2 separate regions of the Homo sapiens genome follow, and region 1 is linked to region 2. A link is a loop called in an ENCODE intact Hi-C map of the cell type or tissue named here. Cell type or tissue: GM12878. All regions are shown on one strand. Links, peaks and the distances in the headings refer to the core of each region. The heading gives the core; the rest is flanking DNA. Region 1 has its middle 53 kb from the start of GUCA2B. Region 2 has its middle 110 kb from the start of GUCA2B.

Region 1 (2,828 bases), core at 32-2,531, 57 kb after region 2:
TGTTATACATACAATGGAATATCTTTCAGCCTTAAAAAAGTAGAAGGTCATGCTATATGTGACAACATGGATGAACCTGGAGGACACTATGCTTAGTGAAATAAGTCAGTCACATAAGCACATATACTGCATGATTCCACTTATATGAGGTATCTAAAATAGTTAAATTCATAAAAGCAGAGAACATAATGGTGATTACAAGGGGCTGGAGGGGAGGGGAAATGGGGAGTGCAGCAGGGGAAAAGTTTTAGTTATGCAAAAAGAAGTTCTAGAGAGCTGCTGTAAACACTGTGCCTATAGTTAACAATACTTTATTGTACACTTAAAATTTCATTAAGAGGGTAAATCTCAAGCTAAATGTTCTTACTGCAAAAAAGAGGCAACTGTCAGAGGAAACTTTTGGAGGTGATGAATATGTTTATTATCTTGATGGTGATGATGGTTTTATGGGTGTGTGCATATGTTCAAACCTATAAAATTGTATACATTAAATATGTGCAATTTGGAATAACAATTATATTCCAATAAGACCACTCAAAATATTTTAAAACAGAGTGTATTGTACAAGAAATAATTTGACAACCCTTTAGCTATACTCATCAAGAAAACGAAAAAAGAGAGAAACCTCAAATTACTAAAATCAGGAATGAAAGAGAGGACATTACAACTAACCTCACAGAAATAAAAAGATTATAAGGGAATGCTATGAAAAATTGAATGCCAACAAATTTTAAAACCTGGATGAAATGGATAAATTCCTAGAAAAACACAAACTACCAAACTGACTCAAGAAGAAATAAAAAATCTGAATAAACCTATAACATGTAAAGAAATTGAATTAGTAGTAATTCACACAAAGAAAACCCCAATGCCTTAACTAGTGAAACACACCAAACTTTTAAAGAAGAATTAATATTAATCTTTCACAAATTATTCCAAAAACTAAAAGAGAATGAAACACTTTCCAATCCATTCTATGAGGCCAGTATTATACCCTGACACGAAAACCACATAAAAACATCACAAGGAAACTGCAGACCAACATGGCTTATAAATATAGACACAAAAATCCTCAACAAAACACTAACAAACCAAATCCACAAAATATTACATAACAGGATTATACACAAGATCAAGTGGGATTTATTACAGGAATGATAGTTGGCCCAACATATAAAAATCAATCAATGTCATGCACCATATTAATGGAATAAAGGATAAAAACCTCATGATCATCTCAATAGATGCAGAAAAAGCATTGACAAAACTCAACACCTTTTCATGATTAAAAAAACACTAAGCAAACTAAGAATAGAAGGGAACTTCCTCAACCTGAAAAAAGTTGACTACGAAAACCCACAACTAACATCATACTTAATAGCAAAAGACTGTAAGTTATCCTCCTGAGATCAAAAACAAGACATAGGATGTCCACTGTCACCACTTCTACTCAACATTTCACTGGAGATTCTAACTATGGCAATAGTCAATGGAAAGAAATTTTTTAAATTCACATTGGAAAAGACATAAAACTCTCTGTATTCATAGATGACGTTATTCTATAGACAGAAAATTTTAAGGAAGCCACTAAAAAGCAAATAGAGCTAAAAAACAAATTCAGCAAGGTTGCAGGACACAAGATCAATATAGTGAAATTAACTTTATTTCCACACATCAGCAACAAAAAAATCCAAAAAGGAAATTAAGAAAACAAATCTATTTATAATTACATCAGAATGAATAAAACAATTAGAAATAAATTCAGTAAAAGAAGTATAATATTTATATGATAAAAGTTACAAAAGATCATTGAAAGAAATTAAAGATCTAAATAAATGGAATGGCATCCCATGTTACAGGATGGGAAGCTTTAATATTATTAAGATGGCAATATTTCCCAAATTGATCTACAGATTCAATGCAATCTCTACCAAATTCCAGTTGTCTTTTTTGAAGACATTGAAAACTGATCCTAAATTTATATGGAAATATAAGGGCTGCAGAATAACCAAAACAATCTTGAAAAAGAAAAGCAAGTTCAGAGGACTCACGCTTCTCAATTTCAAATGAGCCAAGACAGTGCAGTGCTGGTGTAAGAACAGATACAAAGATAAACAGGATAAAAATAAAGAAGGGAGGAGGGGAGAGGGGAATTGGGAGTGACTGCTAATGAGAACGGGTTTATTTTTGGAGAGTTGAACATCTCTGGAATTAGATAATGGTTGCATAACTTTGTGAAACCATTCACAAAGTTTTCTCCATTCAGCCCAAATTGGAAAAAAACAAATATCAGTGGTTTAAAAAAAAAACCACTGAATTGTACACTTATAAAGGGTAAATTTTATGGTATGTGAATTATGTCTCAGTTCAAAATGAATAAATGAGTTTAATAGGTACATAATTTCAGTTTTACAAGACAAAAAGAGTTCTGTGGATGAATGGTGGTGAAGATACAACAATGGGAATGTGCTTACTGCCACTAAACTGCACGCTTAAAGATAGTTAAGCTTAAAGTAGTTAAGATAGTATATTGCGTGTTATATGTATTTTACCACAATTAAAATAAAGTCATTAAATGACTGAATGATAGAGAAAAATAGTGAATTTAGCAAGGCCAGTGCATACAAAATCAATATGTTTTTTAAATTTTATTTATATATACCAGCAACAAGCCTTTAGAAAATAAAATGTTAAATGACGAGTTAATGGGTGCAGCACACCAACATGGCACATGTATATATATGTAACAAACCTGCACGTTGTGCACATGTACCCTAAAACTTAAAGTATAATTTAAAAAAAAAAAAAAGTTAAGAAAAATACTATTT
Region 2 (2,828 bases), core at 182-2,681:
AGTGACCTGAAGAGCCAGTCAGTGAGCGGCTGTGATGGGTCTGGCCACAGCGGGCAGAACAGCATGGGTGAATAGGACTCGTTTTGTTAGCAACGTTTGAATTAATTCAATCAAATTTTCACAGGCCGCTAACAAGCAGTGAAGAGCAGTTATAATGAAGGAAGCTGTGGGACCCATTTTGCACAAAGAGTTTGTGAAATCTGGATTTAAAAATTACCTCTTTAGGCCAGGCGCAGTGGCTCAGCCTGTAATCCCAGCACTTCGGGAGGCCTAGGTGGGTGGATCACTTGAGGCCAGGAGTTCACAACCAGCCTGGCCAGCATGGTGAAACCCCTTCTCTACTAAAAATACAAAAATTAGCCGGGTAAGGTGGCAGGCGCCTGTTATCCCAGCTACTCGGGAGGCTGAGGCACAAGAATCACTTGAACCCAGGAGGCGGAGGTTGCAGTGAGCCAAGATGCACCACTGCACACCAGCCTGGGCAACAGAGTAAGACCCTGTCTCAAAAAAAAAAAAAAAAAATATATATATATATATATATATATATGCCTCTTCAGTGTTTTCTCATGCAAAATTTTCTTCTACCATGTGATATTGAGTAAACTAAAACTATTTTCAGCTTTTCTCAATTAACATTTTGTTAGTATACTTCACAGAGAAGTTATCCAAGTTTAAGTATGTTACATGTGGACCTATTACACCACATCACAGTGAACACACTGGGGAGATGTGCTTTTTTGGTAAACTCAAAGGCATCAGCTCCCTGATTCAAAGAAATGTTTCTCATGTTTGTTCATTCTAATTTATATTTTCATTTAAGATCCTTTAGGTTAAGTTGAAGCTTTTTAAAAGTGAGTTTTGAAAATTGAGACACAATACTAATACTGGAGGAATTGGTGAGGCCTTAACTTAAAACTTTCTTTGTACTGTGATTTCCTTTTGGGTGTATTCTGCCAAGTGAAACTTGTTAAATTTTTTGTTAACTAAATTTTTTTCTTAAAATGAAGACTTTTTCACAATGACTGGCACAGATTATCTACTCAGCAAAAGATAGCGAAATGACTGGGTGGTTCAAGATAATTCATTTTAATTGTAATGTATTTAAGTGTGAATTTAAAAATAGTTTCATACATTAAATCTATGATCTCCCTTATATTCTAATAATGAGGCTAAATAAAAGTCTAATAAAAATATTTTTAAAAAATAATTCTGCCAGTTCTCACATCCTATGAGTCTTTCTGAAGGGTAAATACACTCATGAAAATTTAAATGTATTGTCTTATACCATTAAGCACTAAGGAAAGTAGGACTGCCCAGTTTAACCCAACAAAAGAAAGCTAAGACTAGAAATGCAAACAGAAATCCTTCATCTTTGTCCTGTACTAGGAGTTACCCTGATCTCTACCTCCCCTGCTAGCCCCCTATACTTCAGCCACTTATTCCTCTACTCTGAGAATAGTTGGGGGTGAGGGAGAGTAATCTGGAAAGGAACCTTATAAAGTGGCCCTACTTTAGAAGACTTTGGATTCAGTCACAGACACTATTCTTGCTGATGCCCCTTGTTGGCCTTGGACTCCTTGTTCAGGTTCTGACCTCTTCTACCCAAACTCTTTGACATGAGTCTTCCCAGATCACTCTCCTCTGCCTTTTCTCCCTCCCCAGATCTGACGCCTGGATTATATATTTCGCTTGGCTGCATGCCCTCATGTCTGCATTCCCAGCCCTGACCACCTTCAATCAGTTGAAAGTGGTGATATATTAGTCAGGCAACTCCAAAGCACAGATTAGTTTATCTGTAGCAACAGGGCCTAAAGGAAGAAGTCCAGGGATGGTTATTTAGTGGAGCAGAGTCACTTAATAAAAGGCATTAAGCACCTTAGAAGCCTGAAGGTGTGAGCAAATTGTTTTATACACTGCACTTGCAATTATGTGTGAAAGTTTTCACACACCTGGCTTCCTAGATACATAGCCTTTTGAAAATAATGCATTTGGAAATGCAATTTAATCAACTTCTTAATTTGAAAAAGCATTATCTAGGTCCCTGACAGATATTGTGTTGGAACACTGGGGCCATACCTGAAGTTACGGGGACCTCAGGGAAGAGTTGATATGGAAAGAATCCTGGTTGGAAATAGTTTTTCTAGAAATAGTTAGAAATTAAAAAATTAACTAGCATGCTGCTAGTTAACTTTGTTCTTTCCTCTGGCCTTGCAAGATTCATGGGAAAAGACCTTCAGCACTGTTGTGATTGAATCATTTCACATTTTATGACCAGATAACCTTTGCATATAGAGATGACTGGGACAATAGTCCCATTCTTGAGGAGCTCAGGAGGAAAAGGACACTACATCAGTCAGGTCCAGCAGGAAACAGAGCTCACCCCATTTAACTCAATGAGATCTCAATCAAGGGAGGACTTAGAGAAGTGTGGGCAGAGCTGGTGACGCATCCAGATACCAACAACAGCAGAGAACCATTACCACCCCCAATAATGAAGAGACAAGCAGAGGGAACAGGAGAGTGGGAACCATGGAGGAGGGGCTCCCTCAGGAGCTGCAGTTAGACAAAGATCTGGCTTCTACCAGAGGGGAGGCTTCAAGGCTAGGACCATGGGAGAAACTGCCTTGACCTCTCTTGCCTCCCATTCTCTAATACCCTGCAAATGCATATCACCCACTAACTCAGACAGATAACCTACTAGCAAGGGAGTCCGGATGACAGTCTATAGGGATCAGCCTCCTGGGGGAAGAACTAAGGCAGATGTAGATAACCGATATGGCAGCATAAACAAAGAATAATCAAACCAGAACACCCCATTTTCCACCCAG

What was found. Peaks named below come from ENCODE experiments on the same cell type or tissue, not always from the same donor. Only the 100,000 strongest peaks of a DNase experiment are listed, where the experiment ranks them.
Region 1: a loop joins it to region 2, with 5 times the contacts of the local background. A loop is called at or near these places in 1 of 110 quality-filtered maps.

What each region holds. Positions count from the first base shown.
Region 1 is chr1:42,098,746-42,101,573 of GRCh38, forward strand. No RefSeq gene overlaps it. Among named protein-coding and RNA genes, the nearest start is that of GUCA2B, 53 kb to the right of the region's middle. In GM12878, for the core only: no CTCF peak of the experiment used is centred there; a DNase peak (open chromatin) is centred at 1,393; H3K4me3 peaks cover 201 bases.
Region 2 is chr1:42,041,654-42,044,481 of GRCh38, forward strand. It overlaps the pseudogene HNRNPFP1. Among named protein-coding and RNA genes, the nearest start is that of GUCA2B, 110 kb to the right of the region's middle. In GM12878, for the core only: no CTCF peak of the experiment used is centred there; no DNase peak of the experiment used is centred there.